Linked DNA regions of Homo sapiens: region 2 is linked to region 1. A link is a loop called in an ENCODE intact Hi-C map of the cell type or tissue named here. Cell type or tissue: Caco-2. All regions are shown on one strand. Links, peaks and the distances in the headings refer to the core of each region. The heading gives the core; the rest is flanking DNA. Region 1 overlaps LOC284788 (a long non-coding RNA gene). Region 2 has its middle 57 kb from the start of LINC01427.

Region 1 (12,498 bases), core at 2,229-10,228:
CCACTGCAATCCAGCCTGGGCAACAGAGCGAGACTCCATCTCAAAAAAAAAAAAAAAAAAAAAAGAATTGATTTGTAGTTGGCTATGAGGGCAAAAGTTCAGCAAAATCAACAAAAGAATTCTGTTAAAATCAATTAGCTATATGGAATTTATAATTAATAATATTTTAAAAAAATATTTAATTGACAAAAATGTATATTCAAAGTATACTATGAGATGACGTGATATACATATACATTGCATAATGATTACCACAGTCAAATTAACTAGCACGTCCACTACTACTCGTTACTATTTGTGTGTGTGTGTGTGTATGTGTGTTAATCCTTAAAATCTGCTCTCGTAAAATTCCAAGTTATCAATACATTCTCCAATTATGCATTAGATCTATAGAACTTCTTCATCTTATGACTGAAACCTTGTGCCCTTTGACCAAAGTCTCCCTATGTCTCTCACTTCCCAGCCTTTAATCACCACTACTCTGTTTCTATGAGTCAGACTTTTTTAGATGCCATGTATTAGTGAGATTATGCTGTATTTGCCTTTCTGTGTCTGGCTTATTTCACTAGGCATAATGTCCTCCAGGTTCATCCATTTTGTCACAAATGGCAAGAATTCTGTCTTTTTAAGGGCTAAATAGTATTCCATTGTATTCTACATTTTCTTTATTCATTGATCTCTTGTCAGTGGACACTTAGATTGTTTCCATGTCTTGCTTATTGTGAATGATGCTGGAATAAACATGAGGGTGCAGATAATTCTTCAAGATTCTGATTTTGTTTCCCTTGGATATATTACCCAAAAAGGAATTGCTGGATCATATGATAATTCTAGTTTTAAATTTTTGAGGAATCTCCATACAGTTTTTCATACTGCAGCACCAGTCTGCATTCCAACCAACCACAAAGGCTCTCTTTTCTTCACACTCTCGCCAACACTTGTTATTTCTTGTCTTTTTGATAATAGCCATCCTGAGGTGTGAAGTGATAACTCATTATGGTTTTGATTGTCACTTCCCTGATGATTAATGATGTTGCTCACCTTTTCATGCACTTGGCCATTTATATGTCTTCTTTGGAAAAATACCTACTCATTTTTAATTGAGTTATTTGGTTATTTTGCTATTGAGTTGTGTAAGTTCCTTATATATTTTGGATATTAATACCTTATCAGATTTATGGTTTGCAAATATTTCCTCCCATTTCATAGGCTGCCTTTTGTTTTGTTGATTGTTTCTTTTGCTGTGTAGAAGCTTTTTAGTTTGATGTCGTCCTGCTCGCTTATTTTTGCTTTTGTAGCTTGTGCTTTTGGTGTCATATTAAAAAAAAAAAACATTGCTAAGACCAATGTCAAGGAACTTTTCTCCCATATTTTCTTCTAGATATCTGTAACAAACACGCACACACACACTTTTTGCCAGAGAGCCATTTGTTAGACATTTACCAGAATATAGTAGTCCCTCCTTATTCATGATTTTACTTTCTGCCATTTCCATTACCTGTGGTCAACCACAGTCTGAAAATATTAAATGGAAAATTCTAGAAATAAACACTTCATAAATGCTAACTTGTGCGCCATTCTGAGTAGCATGATGAAATTCCTCACTGCCCCACTTTGTCTTGCACAGGACATAAATCATCCCTTTGTCCAGCATCTCCACACTGTAGACACCACCATCCATCAGTCACTTACTAGTCGGCTTAGTTATTTAGTGTACATAGGGTGTGGTACTATCTACAGTAGCAGGCAACCAGTGGGGTCTTGGAATGTATTCCTCAAGCATAAGAGGGCACTACCGTACCACTATCAGGCTGAGGCAAGTATCCTCTGGGATTGCTTAGCACAGGAGGAAGAGGGAGGACTGCCCAGCTTACCTGCTCACCTGCCCCTCATGTGGCTCCTTGGAGGCCCCCTGCACTACCATGTACATGTGATGCCCCAGCAGCTCCTCCCTGCTGCAGTCTCCTCCTGTGGTTATTGTGGCTGAGCCTTCCCTCAGACCTTGTTCCTCCATCCCTGTAATCCTAGATGTGTTTTCATTCCAAGCAAGTCCTCACATATTTGTCCTGCGTTGGTTAAGCTCTCTAAGCCTTAGTTTCTCCATCTGTAAAGTGGGAACAATATTAGTATCTACCTCAGAGCATTGTTGTAAGTAAAAAGAGGGTAATGAATGAGAAAATCGTGGCCCACCGCCCTGGCACACAGTAGGAATAATGCCAATAAACATCACAATAGCAAATGTGGCAAATATCTGCTGAGTGCTTGTGAGACTTCCTTTGGAATCTCTATTTATTTACTTTTCATGGCAATCCAGTGAGATGGATTCCATGTCACTCCCATTTTACAGATGAAGAAACTGAGGCACACAAAAATTAAGATATGTGTCCAGAGCCCCACAATAGGGGATGTTCGGTAAGCTACTATTGAAGAGTTAGACAACATCAAAACATGGTTTTCAGATATACTCCCCTTCTCTCTTCTCTTTCTTTTTCTCCACCCATTTTTCTTTATTCTTACATTCTCTCTTATTCCACTGCATTTCTGATTGCTCATTTCCACTTTAGCCACTTGAAAGGAAAAGGGAGAAAACGTCAAAGAAGGTTCTTTGTTTTTCTGTGAGTGCTTCACTTTCTTTGATGCTTCCTTTGGGGTTTTATTGACTTTTTAAAAAATTGTTTTGATGTAACTTCAAACTTGTAGAAGAGTTGCAATATCTGTGCAAAGAAGGAGAAAATATACCTCATTCAGATGACACATTTATTTCCATTTTCTCTCATGTGCTTTATCTTTCTTTAGAACTCTTTGTCTTCTCTCCACCTATTGTTCGCCAAACATCAAATTGATGCTGTCAGCTGTCCTGGCTTTACAGACTGCTGTACCAACAACTTGTTTCTCCAATTCCTCTCCTCTATATTCTCATATATGATCAAAGTTTTAGTTTCCTTTTCTAATTACAATTTTCTTCCTGTCTGTTCACAGCAGAGTCCTTTCAGCCACAAGTCTTAATAGTTTGTGTGAGTGTTAATCTGCTTCTCATAGAGTCACCATGAAACACACCTTAGACAGGTATGTGCTATGCTGTCCAAAACCCTTGGGTCTGAAAGTGTTCAGAATCCAGCAACTTAAAGATTTTTAAAGATAAGATGAACAATATTCCATGTGTTTAATAAAATACCCAGTGGGGTCTAGGGGAGCAATCTCATAATTAAACACAAATATTTCTGCAGCAAATGCATGCAGAATAAAAGATTTTACATATTCTCAGTACAGTTCATGTCATGTTAAAATTTCAGTATTCAGAGCTTCTTGCTTTTTGGAATTGCACACAAAGGGTGCTGTAATTTTTTATATGGTAGGGGATAGGTTCAGATAAATACTTTAGTGACTGATCAACTATATAGCATCTAAATTGCATAAAAATTTAGTAAGTAGATCAATTTTATTTTAATTGACATATTAAAATGATTATAATTTCAATAGAACATAAAAAACAGGATATTGACAGCTAAATATCCCTACATACACCAGAGTAGGATTAAAGTCTTAAAGATAAAAAGCAAAGACTAATGCTTTGTTTTACAACAAGAAGGTCTTCTTTGAAGTCATAGGGAAACAAGGTCTCAGCTGTAGCAAATTGCGTGGCCTTCCAAGAGAGCAGGACACATTGTAACCATGGGGACTCCAGACCGTTAATAACATTCTATATTAAAGAACAGATAGTCTGTAGTCCCAGCACTTTGGAAGGCCAAGGCTGGCAGATCACCTGAGCTCAGGAGTTCGAGACCAGCCTGGCCAACATGATGAAACCCTGTCTCTACTAAAATACAAAAATTAGCCAGGTGTGGTGATGGGCACCTGTAATCCCAGGTACTCAGGAGGCTGAGGCAGGAGAATCGCTTGAACCCAGGAGGCAGAGTTTGCAGTGAGCCAAGATCGTGTTACTGCCCTCCAGCCTGGGTAACAGAGGGAGACTGTCTCAAACAAAACAAAACAAAACAAAACGAAACAAAGAATAGGCAGGCCTATGTACCAGATCACAGTCCATACAACACATTAGTTCACATAAGTGCAACTAATACATTCTATTCTATAATAGCACAGCTTGTTATCACATAAAATTACCAGCTTCCTCATAGTATTGTATGCTTCTTATGTTGACTAAATAGATAGAATGAATATTCCCCCATGTGGCAACCTCTATTGAGTCTTCTTTTCTCTGAAACTTTTAAAAAATACATACTTTCTACCAAATTCCACCTAGCATGAGATTGGACACTACCTCAAACTTTTCTCAAATGACTTCATGAGTAATATTCATTTGGTACCTGTAGTAGGATTTATGTATTCTAAGCTAAGAGTTGATACTAAACAAATATTTGAGATTGGTTGCAATAAATCTAAAGAAAAAAACAGCAAATTTCAGTTGGGATGCAACTTGAAATTATCCCAAATATATAAAAGTTTTTGTGATGAATTTATTGTTACATATAATATATTCTCAATATTCACTTACTGAGGTTGATTAACTTTATGCCGTTTTAAGCATTGGGAAACAAACTTAAACAAATTGCCACAGTCAAAAGTCAAATCAGAGTACCAGTGATGTTATGTTTTAAAGCCTTCAGTGTAAGTAATGAATTGCCCAATACATCATGGATGATTTTAAGATATTCCTTGTTTGAGTAAGAGACCAGAAATCACGTTTGCCAAAAGAACACTCTTTTCCCAAGAATGCAGCAAGGCTCCCCATCCCCAGGAACAAACATCACTTTTTTCTTGATGTTGCCCTTAAAATATGAGGCTGAAGTTCAGAGTTAAGCACATCCTGGAATTAGGAACTCTCACCAGCACCAGGTGCAGGGAAGTAGGCAACTTTGCCACTGGCTTATTTTTTTAAGGAGACTGTGCCTGTACTCTCTGAGCAAAGTGGCAATATCTGCAGCTGCCTGCCTGCCACCAGACAGCCAGTCCGATGTGAATTATTTAACAGAAGGTATTGCAACCTCCACTCACAACAGAGGAGGCTTCAAGATTTGTGGGTGACACCCTGACAGGCTGCAGGATCAAAGCCAGGATTTTAGAGAAGAGGTGCAGTTGAGCAGTGCCCGCTGGCCAAGGAGCCGTCATGACCTAGGGGCAGAGGAAGAATGCCAATCCATGCTGCGAGGGTGGCACATTCCAAGGACTAAACCAGAAGAAGTAAGGCCAAGTGCTGGCAAGAGGGAGCCACAAACCAGAATGATTACGTTTTTAAAGCACTGCTTCCTGGTTCAGACATAAAATTATATTTAAATGTCCTGCCTCTTTGCAATCAAAAGAAGCTAACTGAAAGAAACACGCACTTCAAGGCTGTAAATCTGAAACTTCCTAATCCCCGAAAGTCCACACTAGACTTCTTGCCTCCATGGAAACAACAAAGCATTCAGCCAACTGATTGGCCTCCAATGAATTTTAGATAAGACAGCTTGGAAGGGAATGGATGTGATTTTAATGCAGAAGAAAGCGCTGGAAGGGAGGTCCACTTGGTTCATATTTGAATAAAGCAAACAAGGCAGACGAAAGGCTGACAGCTGTAAATGACATTGTCAGTACAAAAATTATCAGCCAGTTTACAATCTGTTTGCTTATGTTGAACAAACAGACTGTGTGTGGCATCCTTCGGCCTGGTGAATGGCAGAAATACTTGCGGGCTTCAGAAAAGCTATCTGCTCTCCTGCAGCCCGGCCACAATTAGATCGCCATTTGACAGCCACACTGAAAAGGAAACTGTGTTCTCTGCCTTCCCCCACACTCCCTTGCCTCTTTGCTTTCTCTTTTCCTTTCTTTCTTTTTCTTGGTCTTCTTCTTCATAAGACAAGCACTGAAGTTGGGTAGAGACACTCGTCCTGTTGTATCAATGGCGTGAATTACGTTAGTTCTGTTTCTGGATCAAGTCGTTTACTGATGTGTCTGACATTCCAAGTGGGAGATCTTCAGTAACCTAGCAAGGCTCAGCGCCAACAGTCTTCATTTTTTATTCCTTACAGGAAGCAGAATCCAGGAGCTCCTGAAAGAATGCCACTTTTTTCTTCTTTGTGCAGCCTGTCTCGCAGACCGTTTGCTTTGAACTTGCTAGCATTGCATTTGGTGCCGAAACAAAACACAAGCAGGGCTGTGGAGCTCTATTTCCCCTGAGCAAGACCCCGATAGCACAACTTTCAGGAGGGAATAAAACCTAGTGGGCGCTACCGCTCCCGGGGAGCTATGCTGAGTGTTTAACCCAGCCCCCAACCTGAAAGGAATGAGTTGTGTGGTCCCATTGCTTAATCCCCTCTGTGTTCTGCAAACTCAGAACACAGAAATAGCTCCTTTTGTTCAAAAAGAATGGAAAGCAAACACAGGTACTAATTTTATCCCTCACGTTCTCAGAGGCTGCCTCTTGTTTAACTGCATCAGAGAGATTTAAGCTGCTGGGAGTGGCTTTTTTCACCGGGCCCGAGGCTGTTTGGGCACTGGGAGCTTTTTACCTAACAGATTCCAGCTCACCTTGGAGTAAGCGAGTGACACACCTCCTTGCCCTGGGCGACAAGTCACCTCTGTAGAGCGCACACACTGGAAAACAGAATAACCTCATAGGAAGACAACAGTCTACAAAATCTAGAGTTCTGATTTTCATCTTCTACCTTGTGTATTGTCATTATTTATTGTGTCTTATTCTTGCTAGAGTTAGCAAATGTATTCATTTGAGGAGAGGATCAAGTCTTTCTGTTACGCCTTCCTTTCTTTTCTCCTTCTTTAATATAAAGAATCTATTTAGAGGTACTTGGTTTATTTGACCGGAAAAAAAATGATGATAGGTGAGTATGGTGTGTTCGTCACAGATAAAGGGTACATCACAGGCACACACAAAGCCGGAAGCCCGTGGTAATTACTGGTAAGCAGCGAAGCATCAAAACACCTCTTGTATGAAAGTTCATCCAATTACCACTAACCTAGAGAGGAGAGTTATGTTGCACTGTGCTTTTCATTTTAATCTAAATGGCTGTTTCTTTTTCTCTGATATGGCCATCGGTCATAAAGAGTTGACCATCATCAAAACTGTTTGATTTGGAAGTCTGTAGTGTTTGGCTAAGAGGGCAAATGCAAATTTGATGAAAGAATAAGGATAAATTTACATATCAGCCTCAGCTCACATGGAGAGAGTAAACATTCTGTTTATCTCAAGTGTCACTTTATGATTTCAGGAGAATATAAAACTGACCTTGGCCCAGTCATTGCAAAAGGCCTAAATGAAATATACGGTTGTCTAAATACAATTTACTCAAGTAGAACTTGTCAGCAAACCCTGCGGAACTCAGCAAACAGGACTGGAGAGCGCAGCGAAAGAATTTTGTTCTGATAAACTCCAAAATGAAATTCTGGAGCAAGGAGTAGGTGAATAAGAAAGGTTAAGAAAAAAAATCCTACCTCATGAATTTTATGGTAATTAGCGTGAATTAAAACATCCTATTTAGCTGTAGTTTTAGGCTTTAGTTATCTAAAAATTAGAAAATAAAAACAAACAGAAAATTTTAAACGCCAATGTTAAAACTGTAATGTATAGTATTCTTTTACCAAACCTTTGTTTTATCATTTGGGGACAAGAGTAAGATCATCATTTGTTTGGTTTCTAGAAACTAATTGATTCCAAGAACTTTAACACTCCATAGGTAGTTTACACTGCAAGAGGATAATTCCTTTTGGCTGTTTAAATCAACCACGTTTGCATTTTCCACAACATTTTTAATTAGTTTTTTCTCAGGCTAAGTCAGCATTCATCACTGGGTGAACGAACATCAGACTTTGTTCATAATGGAGGCTTTTGAGTGTGCAGAAAAATATTCCAAGACAATTGCAGGCATCTGAACTCATATTTCACCCCCACTTTCTTGTACCCAAAAGTTCAATGTGGAAAATGAAAGCATAAAATGAGATTCTTTTATGGAGAAAAGTTGATGGCATAAATAGAGTAAGGGGGTGAGGGAGTATATACATATTTTTAATTTGAGCTATTCTAGAAACTTTGCCCACAGTAGAGCAAATAATAATAATAATAATATTCTGAATGAAATAAAAGGTGAAGAAAATTTGGCAGAAATGAATAGTTTTAATTACAAAAATAAAGAATATTCTTGTAGGACCTGTTTATGCATTTACCTTTATAGCCCACAAAATATTTTTTAAGTAAATAATTATCTATTTATATTCACATAGAATAATACAAAGCTTTAACGAAGACCGCAGAAGAACTTCATATCTGAGTACCATTTGCAATCGATTTACAAATAATGCCAGCATCCTTAGCGACTTCTTCAGGCAAGGTTATACTGGGGGTTTTTGAGGCTAAGCAGGTAAGAGTGCTAACATAAATGAGAAGAAAGTACCTCATTGTTACCAAAACTGTAGCCAGGCTTTCCACGTGGGGTTTGAAAAGAGATTGACATGTTGCCCTCACTGGAAGGAGAGTAAAATCAAGTTTGTGTGGGGTGGGAGGAGAGGTTGTATGTATCTGAGGAAGTCAGGCTGTTGAAATGCTTTTCCTCAGTGTCCTGTGTTCACATACAGGTGAACTGGGAGTACCGCACACAGCATGGCTTCCAGCCTGAAGTGACTGTAAAATGCCAGTGAATAGAGAGGCTCAAGGCTGAGTAAAGGATCCTGCACACTCAACAGGCTCATCCTTCTCTGCACCCGAGTTGTTCATAGAGTCCCAGTTACAGAGCTTTCAGAAGGCGGAATTCGTCCACAGCACACTATTGATGCCTATCGAATCTAAGGAAATTAACTAAGAAGGGAAGAAATAATCTTCATAGAAAAGGGATTTGAGAACCCAGAAGAGGGTATGGGCCTGGCAGTGTGCATGCTGCAAACTATGCACCATCACTGGCCTAAAACGCACCTCTGTGTGCATCATTTACTCACGTTTAAAAATCACCCTCTACTTGTTCTCCTGTGACCCTCATTGGACTATATCCAGACAGCACTGAAAGTGATAGCCAGAAAAAGTAGAAACAACCCATGTGTTCATCCACTGACGAATGGATCAAAACATGTGGCGTGTCCATCCATACAAGGGGATATTACCCAGCAGTCAAAAGGAGCAAAGAACTGATGTATACCACACCATGGCTGATTCTCAACAGTATGTTCAGTGAAAGAAACCAGTCACAAAAGCACATGTACTGTATGTCTATTTATATGAACTGCTTGGAGGAGGCACCTAGTGGTTGCCAGGGGCTTGGGGTGGGGGTGGAGGGCAGGAATGGGGAATGCCTGCCCCCTCCATGGGGTTTCTTTGTGGGGTGATTAAAATGTTCTAAAATTGGTATGGTGATGGTTGCATGAGTCTGTGAATACACTAAAACCACTGAGTGGTACACTTTAAACAGGTAAATGTTATGGTATATGAATCAAATCTCAATGAAGCTGTTAGAGAAAAAAAACAAAAGGAAGCAAAACCTGACATCTAGAGTGTTATGGAGCCAAAATGAGCTTTCAAAAAGAATTGCATAGGCCCCTGAGGAACCATGGAAAGCAACATGAACGTGAACTCCAAGCAGGCCATGGGCCATCTCCAACCGATTCCACCCAGGTGAAGGGAGCAGGTGTCAGGATCAAATCCTGACTTAAAATTGGTAAATATTTGTTGGTTATCTATGCTGTACTAGGCATCGTGGCCCACAAGGGAGAACAAAATTTCTTGTGGAGCTCACAGTCTAGGAGAGAGGCGAATATATGCAATTAGCCAGACCACAAGTGGCACAACCATGCATGTCATTAACAGTGGGCTTGGAAGTGCAAGGGGCATCCACTTACCTCTGGGAATCCCTGCTGCAGAGCAGGGAAATCAGACAACAAGTTTTCTAAGTTTAGATTTTATTCTGTAGGTCATGAAGAGTCTCCAAAGTTTCTTTAGAAGAAAAGTGATAAGATATTTAACAGAACCCAATGTTAGGTTCTGTGCTGGATCCCAGCACAAACGCACGAACGCAAGCTTGAGGATCCATGATTCAGCAAACCTTCAGGTCCAGGGAAAGCACCTGGAAGCTTCTCCCTTTGCAGCATTGTTGTAGGTTGAAGGGATTGTGTGGTTCTCCAAACACCTAGCAAGATTCTGGATTGCATGAATACTATTAAGCCTCAGATGCAAGTTGGAGTAAGTTTACCATTCTGAGACCTGAAGATCACATCTGAAGGCCTCATTCAAGCCTAGATACCTCATTTCCAAGGACCACATATAGAGGAATATGGGCAGGACTTGGGAAGAGCCAATAATTACAGAATATAGAGAAAGGTGGAAGAAAATATGAAAAACCCACTTAGCCAGGGCAGGTATCCAGCCTTACCAAGCCCCTGCTATGGACTGGGTGCTGTGTATCACTACCAGCATTACTTCATTTAATCCTCAGAACCCTAAAAGGGAGAAGATGGGTAATGATATTATCCCCATTTTGCAGATTAAAAAACAAAGCAATAGAGCAATTGAGGAATTCGTCTAAGATCATTTAGTAAATAGTGAAAGTATTCCAACACAGATCTGTTGATCATCAAAGGTTGTACCTTTAATCACTGTGTTATTCTGCTTTCTTGTTCCGAATATTCTTAAAATATTTAAAAACTTGTCAATAAAGAAAAGCTTCAAGAAGGCAGCAAGTTCAGTTTCTGAACTCTGTAAAGAAGAGATACACTTTCAGAAAGAGTTCCCAGTTGTTGAAGATGTTGGTGCAGGAGCCAAAAGACCATTTGTCGGAAATGTGGATGATCTAAAGTATTATAATTAAATGGCATATATGTGTTCTGTCAACCTGGTTATTCTGATGTGGGATCCTACTAACAGAACCAGAACCCCCGCATATGGCCATGAAGGTTGGATATTGCATGACTCCAGGGGAGGGATGCTTCATATTCAGAGGCATTGTGGATTTTCATATAGATCATGACAGTTTTCCTGAAGATTTTAGTCAAGAGTGCGAAGGGAGAGCTGCACTCTATTTCTTATATGCTCCAAGTTTCCATTTGGACCCTTAAAGGCGCTAACCATATCTGACATAGAAATATAATTTTAAAGGAAAGGGATGGATAGGCATAAGGCCAGAGATAGGAATATGAGTTAGAGGGTAATGGTGATGACTTCAGCAATAGGTAAGGAATGAGGGTGTGGATAAGAATAGAGAATTGATGAGGATCAGGAAGCTATTTCATATTTGTATTAGTCCAGGAGAGAGATGAGCTGGAAACACAAATTTAGGAGTCGTGAATATGAGAAGATAGTTGAAGGTTAAGGGAACTGGTAAGTCTACATGAGAAAGACCAAGGAACAAGAAAAGACAAGCATTGAAAGCTTGATCACTGTGCAAATCTAAGTCACTGGTCAGGAAACAGAACGTTTTCTGCAGGTAGAAGGTGATTGACAGAGAGAGTGTTTCAGACAGTGGGATGATGGAGAAGTTGATGGACCTCACAACTTGGATTGCTGTCAACCTTTACCAGACCACTTTCAGTAGATTGTTGATGGAGAATGGTACAGAAGTCCAACTGACAAATTGTGGAACAATAGCTGCTCAGAAAGTAGAAATAGTGAGTGCAGAAGGGTGGTGTTGGAGGAGAAACCCAGGGAGCTGTAATTTGAGGTGAAAGGAAGTCACGGGAAGTTTTTTTCATGGGAGCATTGGGAAGACCTGTTGACACAATAAATAATAAATCCTTTGTCAACAAAAGCCATATCTTACACATCACTGTAATATCTAAGGTAAATTTGGTGCTGAATGATCATGTCCCATAATTCCTATACTGGCACATAATAGAACAAGACATTTATTTGTGGGAGGAAATCTAAATGTTTTGCTGTTGAATCGCTTGGGAAGATGGCTCTTCTCTTGCAGTATTGAGAACCTGCACTTGATGTTTTAACAAGGTGTGAGAACACTAAAAAGGAGGGAACAAAGCTTGTAAGCAACTCATAAGGCATGATTCCAGGATCCAGCCTCAGTTTCAGTGAGTCCCACTTCTACATTTCTCTCAAATGCACCATGTGACAGAGAAACTTGGGAGAGTCTTGATTTGGAGGGTGCAGAGTGACTGGGAGACTCAGAGGCCAAGAAACTCTGAAGCCACTACTTGCACTTTAAATTCTTCCTTCTGCTGTTTCTGAACCAGCCGGGAAGCTGTGGCTGAAACTCTGATCATGTATCAAAGCTCTTAAACTGGCCTGGGGCAATTGGTTAAAAAAAGAAAAGGAAAAAAAAAAAGCAGCTGGAACCATTTTGCCATCCCATTGTATCATTATTATTAAACTCTTAGGAGAAAGGATTTTGCAAAATAAAAAGCATGACATATTATAACTTATGGGGAAAAGCATGACAATATAGCATGACATGTTGAAAGAGCATGGCATGTTTTAAAACGTATGATGTGGTAAAGCATGACACCTTCTAACTTCCTTATTACTTTCTGATTTCCAAAGTCTTACTGTTTATTAAA
Region 2 (12,498 bases), core at 2,361-10,360, 63 kb after region 1:
AGACACAAAAGATGTTGATCACATTTGTCAAAAAATGACTTTCAAATTGCAGGAAGCTGCTATCATCTTCCATGCCTTCATCTTGCAGATGAGAAAACCTGGTTGAGAGGCCTAGGGATTTTACAACAAACATAATGCACCAAAGAACAAAGGAGAAGAATAAGAAGATGCTTCCGAGTTCTGGATTTATGCTCCTTCTGTTCCACAGTGGTCCCTTTAAAGCTTTCATGGAGACACAGTGGGATAAGAGGTTACCACTATCATTCGTGTTTGCCCCCAGCATATACTAGTGTTCATGCATACTAGCACTGTGTGAGCATGTATGTATGAGCGAGTATCCTTGTATGTGCAAGGGTGTTCTTGCATGAGAGTGTGTGTTGCGTGAATTTGTACATACACATGAGTGTATATGCATTTTTGGTGGTGAAAGGGAGAAAATAGTATTTACTGAGCCCCAAGGCCACGCCTAGTATAAACCAAGAACTTCCTTTAAATTATTGCACACATTTAGGTAGATATTATTATTACCTGCATTTTTCAGATGACAAAAACTTTGAGTTAAATAGTACATATTACCAACTCGCAATATAATACATTGTTTACAGGAGTCATAAAGGGTGTAATCTAAGTTTTCCTAGACCTGAGAATATACTCTAAGAATCCTGCAATGATTCACATGAGAAATGGAGGTTAGCATCACAATGGAGTACAGAGATGTGCTAGTTAATAAATTGCTGGTTACTTCAATGTCTAGCCACCATGGTCTGACAGCACAGACTTTGGAATCAGTAGACCCTGCTTTGCTCTCATGTTCAACTACACACCAGCAGCAAGGTCCCTGAATAAGGCCAAGAAGCAAGGGCTTCTATCCTTTTTAAGACATCTTGCCATTTTCAGAATAACTGTTTTTGGTAGCTGTTCTTGCATATACTCAAGGGTGCAAAGCACATTTCTTGCCTGGGTTAAATAAAATACAATGTGACAATGCCATGCAATGTATTAGGTTACATCATATAAAATTGCCGATATCCAGTTATTTTTTTCCTGCAAAAATGATCATTTTATATGGCTCAACCCAATCCTTTATTAAACTGTAAGAAAGAGAGAAATAGCCATAGAGAACCCGCAAACCATGCAGGAAAGTTAATCTAGGTAACAAGAGGCAAGAGTTATGATCAGCTTTCCAAAGCAGTTCTTAACAATCTGCCACTTTCAAAGGAACTCCCCTGCTCTGTATTTATGGTGAACTCAGCTTGTGCAAGAAACAAGGTCTGTAGGATGAGATTCAGAATTAGGGGATCAATATTTTATGCCAAATCCAAGCTTCTGGTGGATGGGAATTGATGAGGAAGGACGAAGGGGAGACCAGGCAGCTGCAAATGTGGCCTTTGTGGATCTGACCTACTTGTACATTCAGGGTCCATCCTGGCCCCAGCTTCTGTAAATGAATAATTTAAAAAACCCTCCTTGAATCCCTTGTTAGGTAACTCTTAAGGCTACTCTTTATCTTTTAGTATTAATGTCTAGACAGAGGTTCTCAAACTTTGGGGTCTCAGGATCCCCTTATACTTTTAAAATTATTGACAATGTAAAGAGATTTGGTTTGTGTGGGCTTATCTACTGATAGTTAATGTATTAGAAAATATAACTGAGATTTAAAAATGCTTATGCATTAATCGGCCCAGTGCCTTGACTTAAGCCTGTAATCCCAGCACATTGGGAGTCAGAGGCCAGCGGATTACTTGAGGTCAAGAGTTCGAGACCAGCCTGGCCAACATGGTGAAACCCCGTGTCTACCAAAAATACAAAAATTAGCGGAGCGTGGTGGGGCTTGCCTGTAATCCCAGTTACTCGGAAGGCTGACACAAGAGAATCACTTGAACCCAGGCAGAGGTTGCAGTGAGCCAAGATCGCACCACTGCACTCCAGCCTGGGCGACAGAGAGAGACTCCATCTCAAATAAATAAATAAATAAATAAATAAATAAAATAATACTTATGTAACATAAATGAACAGTTTTATGAAACATACTATACTTTTCCAAAACAGAAGCTGGGCGGAAAGAATTTCACCTGCTTGCCTTCTATTTAAAGACTGGCTTAACAAGACACCTGGAATTTCGTGTCTGCCTCTGCTTTTGATCTGCTGGAACATCCCATGTGCCCTCGCCTCTGGAAATCCCGAGTACACTAGTGAATAAAGCAAGTCATTTCTCAGGAGCACAGTATTAGGAAAATAGTTTTGAATTTATGGACCTCTGAAAAGGATCCTTAGGGCCTCGAGGGTCTCTGGACCATATTTTCAGAACCACTGGCCTAGGGTGATTTTTAAAAATTATTAGACTTTACTCTTAGATCAGTTTGAGACCCCAAAAGGCCCTCATTCTATTGTGCAGCCAGGGTTGGGAATCGCCACTGTCTGTTGTCTTATTGTCTAAAACGCATCTGCGATCCTCCCTGACCACCCCCAATGCCCCCACCCGGCTCCCGCTTTCAGAGCGAAGGTCGCCGCGCTCCTTCGTCGCGGGGCCCTCCTGGTGCCTGAGTCAGGTCCCATGCGGAACGTGGGCGTGCGGGGACAGCGGGAGACCAAGGCAAGGGCGACGGCTTCCGGGAAGCAGAATATGCTGCCATCACATCCTGGACCAGGTCAACTTCTGTCTGGACCACCGGCAGGAGAACGACCCCCTCCACGCCTGCCTCCAGTAGCCGCTGAAGTCCAACCGGAAGAGGCGCCTTGAGTTCCAGCAGCAGCTCCGGGAGGTCCCGGCCATGCCAGTCCCTAGGTTCCGGGTGCCCCGAAACAGGCCCAACCGTGTCCCCTGGGCCAGGCTCCGGCTTGGGCACTCACCTCTTGGCTTAAATACCTTCTCCAGGGCCAGCCTTCAGGGTACCCTGGTGGGTCTGCAGCCTGGGACAGCTTCCCACACCTTCCCACAGTCCCCTTTGCCTGTCTAAGCTGGTCCCCACCGCCTGGCATCCCCTTCTGGGGCCAGAGGTGGGCCTGAGTCCCACCCACGTGCCTGCCTGCTCAGCCTTCTGTGCACTTCCTACTCTGTCCAGGCCTTGAGCGTCCACATTCAATGGATCTCACACACACACACACACACACACACACACACACACACACACACATCAATCAATTGCATCGGGTGTCCTATCAAAAGTCCAAACTCCGGCCGAGAGCGGTGGCTCACGCCTGTAATTCTAGCACTTTGAGAAGCCGAGGTGGGTGGATCAGGAGGTCAGGAATTCGAGACCAGCCTGGCCAAGATGGTGAAACTCCGTCTCTACTAAAAAATACAAAAATTAGTCGGGCACGGTGGCGGACGCCTGTAATCCCAGCCGCTCAGGAGGCTGAGGCAGGAGAATTGCTTGAACCTGGGAGGCAGACTTTGCAGTGAGCCGAGATCGTGCCACTGCACTCTAGCCTGGGCAACAGAGAAAGACTCTGTCAAAACAAAACAAAACAAAACAAAACAAAACAAAACAAAACACCAAAAACAAAACGTCCAAACTCCTTAGCAGGGTAGAGTCCCTAAGACCTAATAGCCTTCTTTCTGTCTTGTGGTCCCAGGTCTCCAGGGACAAGCGTGGTGTTAGCCTGACAATATTCAACTGAAGTTCTCAAGCTTTTTCCTCTGTGCAGCACTGGGAGACTTGCAGCCCTCTGCAAAACTGTCCTCTTATTTCTACCTGAGTTCCCCAGGTGGGGCCCAATAAACCCTGCTAATAATTCTCCACCAAAAGATTGTCATTTTAAGGAGTGCAGAGAAAGTGTCTTTTTTACAGGACTATTGTCAGCACTTCCTTGCAAGTGGTAGCTCAGTAAACATTTATCGAATGAATGAATGAATGAATGAATGCCACATGAACACAGCCACAAAGATGCCGAGTTCACCATCAAGCTACTCTGTTGTTCTATGTCTTGTTTTATGGATTTTAAACATGTGCTTCTCCATTCTAACGACTCATTGAGTGGGGAGTGTGTGTGTGTGTGTGTGTGTGTGTGTGTGTATCTCACGGAACAAGCTTGTGAGCCTGTCTATTTCACTCTAAGGAAGTTCACCAAATATATGAATTCTTGTCAGCTGGGCCCAGCCAGCCCTCCGCATGTGCCCTGAGCCATTGAGGCAACTAGAGGGTGTCCATGTCCAGTCGGAAGGTTGAATGCTGGTTGGGTGCTGTGTGCTGGTGGCCTAGGACAGGGTCAGGTTAGGAATAGCAGTCCCTTTAGGATTGTTCCTTCTTCTACACCCCTCAGCTTGCATGCATGTGCAGGTGTGTGTGTGTGTGCGCGTGTGCATGCATATGTATGTGAGAGAGAGTGTATGTGTATGTGCATTTTGAACCATTTGAAAGTGAGCTAAAGATAGCATCCCCTCTGCCTAATATATATTTTGGTGTCTATTTCCAAAGAACAGGATATCCCTTTCCATAACCATAACAGTTACCCAAATCGGCACATTTAACTTGGATACAATACTTTCAATCCACAGACTGTATTTAAATGTTGCCAGTTTCTCCAGTGATATACTTTAGAGCTATGCTCCGTCTCTTCGGTCTGCTTTAATTTTGGACAACTCCTCAGTAGTTTTTGTCTGATTTGACCTTGGCATTTTTGAGAGGTGCAGGTCACTTTATGTTATAGCCGATATATCCATTTGGCACTGGTCATGTGAATATCTAAATAATAAGAAGTCCTGGTCCCACGTATAATGGGATAAGCACATGCCACTCATCTTGCTCAGCGGATGTCGCTATAAAACCTGAACATAAGGCACAGGGCAGCTGTGAGGACTCTGAAAAGTGACTCATAGAAGAGGACTGGAACTTAAAGTGCTGAAACTGCTGGTGATTTTTTTTTTTTGTCTGTTACTTTTATCCCTCGGCACTCGATGCAGATGCAGTTGCTGAAGTACACACAGAACCAAGTAACTAAAATTCCAGCTTTGTTGCCAGAAGACCTAAAAAGGGACTCCAGGGAACTAGAAAATCCTGGGAGCTCATGGAGAGGGAGGAGTTCAGAGAGTGGCCCACACAGTTGACATGGGTTTGACGAAATACACACAGGAGATGCTAAGAGTGGAGCAAGAGAGACTCAGGCCTGGACCAGCCATGGTGGGGCACATAACTGATCAATGTAAAAAACACTGCCAAGGCTTTTGTTTCTTTGAGTTCTTAAATAATTAATTAATAGACTATTTTTAGAGCAGTTTTAGGTTTTTGGAAAATTGAGTAGATGGTATCAAGTTCCCATATGCTCCTGCACCCCCCCACTCCCCTTATTATTACCATCTTGCAATGATGTGGTACATTTGTTATAATTGATGAGCCAATATTGTTATGTTATTATTCATTAAAGTCCATAGTTAAGTCCAGAGTTCACATTAGGGTTCACTCTTGGGTACATCCTATGGGTTTTGACAAATGCATAATGACATGCATCCACCATAGGGTACCATACAGAATACTTTTAACTGCCCTAAAAATCTCCTGTGCTAAGCTTGTGTGGTGGTGTGTGCCTGTGGTCTCAGCTATTCTGGAGGCTGCAATGGGAGATCCCTTGAGTCCCATAGTTCAAGGCTGCAGTGAGCTATGATCATGCTTCAGCTTGGGTGACAGAATAAGACCCCGTCTTAAAAAAATAAAAATTAAAAAATTGTCTCTCCTGTACCTATTCATCCCTCCCTCTACTCATCCCCAACAACCCCACCCCAGCTGAACCTCTGACAAACACTACTCTTTTTACTTCTCCATAGATTTGGCTTTTCCAGAATGTCATATCGTTGAAATCATACAGTATGCAGCCTTTTCAGATTGACTTCTTTCTTTATCAATATGCGTTTAAGGTTCCTCTATGTCTTTTTCTGTGGCTGGTTAGCTTTTTCTTTTTATTACTGAATAATATTCCATCGTCTGGATGTACTACAGTCTGTTTATCCACTCGCTGTTGAAGGACATCTTGGTTGTATCCAAATTTTGGCAATTATGAATAAAGTTGGCATAAACATTCTCATGTAGTTTTTTTGTAGAGACACAAGTTTTCAACTTATCTGGGCAAATATCAAAGAGCCTGCCTGCTGCTTCACAGGGTAACAATATGATTACTTTTGTAAGAAACTGCCAATCTCCCTTCCAAGTCAGCTGAACTGTTTTGCACAGGCTTTGGACTTGGAGTTATGCAAGGGTAAGCTGAAGTCTCTAAGAGGGCATGATAGGGCTGGTTTTGTGAGTTTTGGAAAACTACAAACATGATTCAGCTGCAACAGTGGGAAGGAACTGCCACTGCTGGGTGGAAGCGGCCTTGCTGGAGAGATGCTGGGAGGAGGAGGAAGTCCTCAGGAGGAACGGTCGGGCCCCTCTCCCTCCAGATTTGCGGCCTCACTCTAGCGTCCCCTTGCCAGGAGCATCTGGCCAAGCCCAACTGCAGTTTGCAGAGTCCCAGTGCTGGCATCACAAGGCAGGATATAGAAAGGTGGGTTTGGAGCCAAGAGAAAATCATTTAATAATGGCATTACTCCCAGCCCCCGCTGGGATAAGTCCCTATCTTATTAAAGCGATAACACAAAGCAGTAGTGAAATTAACAGCACTAGACATGCCACTTTCTCTCTGGACATCGGCATTTCTGTAGGGCAGTAATTTCTACGATCTAAGATTGCCTCCCTGCTGGACTCAGAAAAGAGGTAACAAAAGTGGGTAAGTTTCTATTTAGTCCTGCCAGTCCAGCCTTACTTGAATTGAGGCTGAGCCTGGAGAAAGCTAGATTCCTGGAAGCAGCAGTCCTGCAAACCCTGAGCAGCTGAGCACAAACCACAGCCTGTCTAACGTTCTATTTACATTATTGCCTGCCTTTTGTAATGGAGGGGGGCAGAGAATCACGACTCTGCTTTAAAGTTTCAGCAGAGCTCCCCACACCTCAGCCCCTGCCCGAAATTCACAGGTACATGACGCAAGTTTACAAAAACGGAAAAAAAGCAACCATTTGGTTTGAGCTGAATTGAAAAGCAAAACAAAACAAAAAAACCCTCAGAGTTTCTTTTGAAAATTATAATCCTTCTCTTTATCTCTCTACAATCACTTTCAGTGAGGCTCACGTTCATCTTTAACCTTTAATCTTCCGAAGTGTTCAAGGATGGACGCTAGTGACGAAGTGTCAATTTGCTGGTCTAACACGCCTCCTGGTGGTCAAAACTATCCAAGATCTTAACAGGTATTAGACAACTCCATGGCCTTAAATGAGCATGGAAAAAAGTATGAAGCCAGAATATGACACAACTGACTGAAAAAAAATACATGACACCATTTGTAGGGATAAAAATGTGTCTCTGTTTAGCAAGAAAAGCCACACCATAGGTGCTGTCATTCCATTTAAAAAATCAGATTATTCACATATTCTGGTAGTTTTTATTACAGCTTCAACTTCTAGCTTCTGTTTTGTGATATTTTGCCATGTCATACAGTTTTGGTTGCCATATAAGTAAGAAGGAAAGCCATTGTGGATTCACTTCTGAATATTAAAGATAAAATAAAGGCTGCATAGGGACCTATACTTTGATATAAAATAAATGTTCTTTATTGTTCAATAAGCCCTACTTATTTTCTCCTCCTGTCAAGGAAAATTTAAAGATAATTAAATAAATTAAAATTCATTGACCTATAGGTTAATAAAGTCCATTAATATTCCTACTGTTTATAAGAGCTTGAGAGATAAGCCAAATGATTGATAGTCTATGATATAGTATCTTTCTGGAATCATCCTCTGTAAATTTCCACAAGGAGGATTTTCTTTTCTTTTTCAAAAATCACTTTATTGAGGTAAAATTAATATGTATAAAGCTATACATAATTAAATGTCTAGACCTCTCGAAGTTTCTTCTCACCCCTATTATTATTATTATAAGAACGCGTCATATAAGCTCTACCCTCTTAGAGAATCTTAGGAATGCAATACTGCATCATTAGCTGTTGGCACTATCCTGCACCACAGTCTCCAGAACCTACTCCTCTCGCCTGGCTGAAACTTTCCACCTTTGATCAACACCTCTGCTTCCCCCCGCAGCCCCTGGAAACCACCATTACACCCTTGACTTTTACAGTTTCACTATTTTGGATTCCATGTATAAGTGAGATCACGTGATATTTGTCTTTCTGTGCCTGGCTGATTTCACTTAACATAATGTCCTCCAGCTCCATCCATGTTGTCACAGATTACAGAATTATCTTCCTTTTTGGAGGTTGAATAATACTCCACTGTAAGTGTATACCACATTCTTTTTATCCATGCATCACAGATGGGATTTAGGCTCTTTCTACTATACCTTGGCTATTGTGAATAATGCTGCTATGAGCATGGGGTCAAGTATCTCTGTGAGATCCCAAGAGTCCTGGTCTTCCCTCTGTGATGACCCTGCTCTGGGTATTTTACTGGGAGAGCAGAGAAGAATGGAGTGGAGAATGTTCTTGACTGAGTGTTACCATTGCAGAGGCTAGGAGTTCAAAGAACCAAAATTTAAGTCTCAACTTCAAATCCCAGACCCAGCTTTCACTTATGTGTGGAAATTGGAATATCATTATTCATCTCCCGTTCTTTTCTACACTGTCTAATAAGAACAGTGGCTACCTAACAGGGACATGGCTCCTTGAGAGCAGGAATCTTGTCTGTTTCTAGCTACTGGTCTGCCCCTAGTGCCTGAGAACTGAAAGCAGATGGCCTTGGTAAACAATATGGAGAACAAGCAAAAATGACTTACCTGCAATGCTGAGAACAAGCAAAAATCACATCCAGGAATTTCTCCTGAAATTAAGACTCTGCACCAATTACATTGTTTCCTTATCAAGACTAACACTAGTTCATTTCACTTCCTTCATCTTGCTGTGCTACCAATCTATAGTTGGTCAGAAACTCTGCCCAAACCCAGTGGCTTCCCACCTTCCAAAATCGACCTTAAAAATTACTACCGCCTTCTCACTAAAACCCAGTAAACATCCTTTCCTGACTTCCCCGTTCTGAGACCCTATGCTCAGAGGCTCCCCCAACTGCCCTCCGCAAATGCAGCAGGTGAAACAAATTTCGCTTTGCTGGATCAATAGTCTTTTCTGGTGTTTCTGCATGTTCAAGAGTAGACATATCTAACTCACAGTAAGCCCTGGCAAACATTGGTTTCCTTGCCTTCCTAGACCTTTCCTGCAAATGAATGGCCTTTATAGGACAGGCCACGAGATGACCCTCATGGTGGATCCTGTTGCTGTGACTTACCAGGTTCATGACCTTGGGAAATTTGCCAAACCTCTCCAAGGTTTAGTTTCTTCTCTGTCAAGTGGGGATCAGTAATAGTCCACATCTTACATATTTTCTATAAGGATTAGAAGAGCAAAGTCACATTCTAAGTTTTGGTTGTTATTCCTCAAAATTAATTTTCTCCTTTGGAGTCTATCTAACCAACCAGGCTGCAAAGGAAGAGCAGGCATTTCAAGGATCTTTGACTTTCATAATTATCCACGAAGTTTTACTCTAAAGAGACATCCAAAGACCCAAATTAAATTCTAGGTTAACTTATAGCCAACCTGGAGACACACAGTCCCCCAAACCTCCACACTGTCCAGGCAGTGAGCACACAGATGGGAATAGATTCAAATAGGTGGAAACATTCTGAAGCCCAAAGATAGGGGCAGTGATGGATCTGAATTTCCCCAGAAAGCAAAGCCTCCAGGAACAATTTACACGACTTGGCCAATAGAACCCTTGATGGTAGCTTTAGTTTTGTAAAATGGAGGTTTGAGGAACCATTCCAGAATGTGTACCCATCCATGTCCAAGAGAATGCTACAGCCTGTGGAGTAGCTGGGTTTGCACTTCCAAACAAGGTCGTGTGGGCCTAGGATGTGTAGCCTTTTCTACAATGAGCTTTGTGCATTAGAGTTCTGGTGCCTCTGTCCTTATTCCAGAAAGTACAGCTTATTCACAACTTGTCAGAAAGGCCTGGCCCCCAGAACTCTTGGCTTGAGGTTGTGACGTCTAAGTTTAATGTAAGCTCTAAGAACTAACTACCAAGTTGAAAGTCAGAGAATTCAATGGAAACTGGCAGAGCATCTGGAGACTTTACCTGAGGTTCCGCAGTCTCAGCGGGACCAACATAATCCTGATATTCTCTCCTAGGAACTGCAAGGTCAAGCTCAGAAATATCTTTTCCCACTCAAACCCACCCAACAAGAGAGCTGTACTTGACAGCCAGGTTCTGGGGGTTTCCCAGAAGGTTATTAAACAATTTAAGAAGTAAAAATTAAGAAATAAATAAATAAAGGAAGAAAAAAATACAGGGAGGAAGGACAAAGGAGAAAGAGAGAGAAAGAGGAAGCAAAGTCAGGGAAACAGAAAAAAAGAAGGAAGGAAAGAAAAAATGAAAGGAGGGAGGAAGGGAGGGACAGAGAGAGGCAGGGAGGGAGGGAGGAAGCTGGGGACTTGATTAAGAATATCTAGAGTTCCTATTAGTAGTATTTGATTCTTACAACAAGCTGGCAGTTGGTAGAAAGGACACTTTTGCAATAGAACCTCTGCTAAAGACAGATTTGTTAGTAGAGGTGAAAAGTCTCCCAAAAGCCCCTTTCCCATAGACCCATTCAGTGAATCTGGCATAGAGAATTTCAGATTCCCCATGAAACCCAAAAGCAATTATCTGAGATTAGCAGGAGATCAGAAACAGCTTACCTCAAGTATTGTTTTCTAAACCCAGAGGGCTGGAGAAATTATTATCTGGTAAGAATTCTAAAAACTCTGAAACTGGTAACATTTGTTCAGACTGGAGGGAGAAATATAAGACCATGACAGGACAGACATACCATTGATAGCAGAATATGGTTGGAATGGACTTTTCTGAGATCTGTTTTCATTTCTGAAAAGTGCACAAGGACCCCAATGAGAGCTCTGTCTTAGCTCTTGGATAACTTCTCAGCACCAGGTGGATGAGAGAAAGGTTTGTTGAGGCTCAATACCAAAAAATTGATGTCTGGAAACAGCTCAGTGATGTCTGCTTACATCACATGGTCATGCTTCAGATATTTCAAAAAGACTGTGCTGTTGGAAGGAGAGCACGTGGTCTTTTTTTTTTTTTTTTTTTTTTTGAGACTGAGTCTCGCTGTATTGCCCAGGTTGGGCTCACTGCAACCTCCATCTCCCGGGTTCAAGGGATTCTCCTGCCTCAGCCTCCAGAGTACCTGGGATTACAGGTGCCCACCACCACGCCCAGCTAATTTTTGTATTTTTAGTAGAGACAGGGTTTCACTATGTTGGCCAGGCTGGTCTCGAACTCCCAACCTCAAGTAATTCGCCTGCCTTGGCCTCCCAAAGTACTGGGATTACATGTGTGAGCCACTGCGCCTGGCCCCACACAGTCTTTTAAAGTAAACTAACTCAAGCCTCTGAAAGATAGCAAAGGAACAGTAAGTATTGGGCCAGATATGAAATTAGTCATTTAATTGTGATAAATTCCTTTAATTTAAATATCATCGCATGTATATTTTATGAGATAAGATGAGATTTGCAAGTGAAAGTCTATAAAAATGGTAAAGAGCTAAGAAGAATTAAGGTCATGAAGGTTTCTAAATGTTTTCCAGGCCACCGACGACATGAATAGTTTACTTATAACCATTGACATGGTACTTCTGGTGAAATTAGGACCACTCAGAGTGTTCTCTTATTTCAGATCAGGCATCACTTGGTTTAGATATTGGACTCCTGACAGCCCTAGTGTGGCATGAAATGCCTGGTGACCGATGCACTCTAACAGTGTGCTTCTTCCAGAGGAAGCAAGGTGGTGGTCCCCTGGCCCCCAGCTGATTCTCCAGGGCAGGCAGGGGACTGACTTCAAGCCGGTCCTCTGAATTCCCCAACCTGAATGGAAATAACATTTAAATCTAACTCCTAGACTGGCTTTTCTGGCTAGAAGAATCTCACCTGAAAATCTCTTTTATCTCAATAACAAAATATCAGATCACGTTTATTATTGTATTTACAGAAATTACAGATTTGGGCAGACATTTATTATATTTGGTGTAAGCTGGCAATTGAGAGGCTGTGGGTTGGTTTTGAAGTGGGCTCTAACACAGATGTTGTTCTATGGAGCCCCCACGTGGACACGCATAGGTATAACCGCTCTGCAGCGCACCCTCATCTTAAGGAAAAAGGTCCCGTCTGTGTCTGAGGGTGTCTCCTGAGCCATCAGGAGAAACATGCACTGTGCTGTGATGGAAAGGATTGCCATTCTTAAAAGCCAGACCTCACGGAATCAGAGTTAACACTGACGGGTGAAAAAAAATGGGCTGAACCTAGGTGAAATTGGCATTTTCAGCCACACATTCGTGTAGGATTGAATATGCTCTTCTGCAGCCGATTCCTCGCACAGTCCGACATTCCCCACTGGCCGCGTTCTGACTGGCGCACCTGCGTTCTCACCGTGACCAACCTGTTTGCATCGTGGAGTAGATGATCTGTTCCTTGAGC

The links. Hi-C counts contacts between places; a loop is a spot of excess contacts. Peaks named below come from ENCODE experiments on the same cell type or tissue, not always from the same donor. Only the 100,000 strongest peaks of a DNase experiment are listed, where the experiment ranks them.
Region 2: a loop joins it to region 1, with 5 times the contacts of the local background. A loop is called at or near these places in 6 of 110 quality-filtered maps.

Annotation. Positions count from the first base shown.
Region 1 is chr20:22,397,197-22,409,694 of GRCh38, reverse strand. It overlaps LOC284788 (a long non-coding RNA gene), which reads left to right. Exons shown (of 3, transcript NR_027090.1): 2 at 8,233-8,369; 3 at 8,584-9,362. Among named protein-coding and RNA genes, the nearest start is that of LINC01427, 120 kb to the right of the region's middle. RefSeq lists a silencer at 3,490-3,784 and enhancers at 5,794-5,903, 4,533-7,820. In Caco-2, for the core only: no CTCF peak of the experiment used is centred there; DNase peaks (open chromatin) are centred at 5,614 and 6,474; H3K4me3 peaks cover 1,405 bases.
Region 2 is chr20:22,333,977-22,346,474 of GRCh38, reverse strand. It overlaps the pseudogene BBLNP1. Among named protein-coding and RNA genes, the nearest start is that of LINC01427, 57 kb to the right of the region's middle. RefSeq lists an enhancer at 12,010-12,304. In Caco-2, for the core only: a CTCF peak has its summit at 7,163 (motif pointing left); a DNase peak (open chromatin) is centred at 7,174.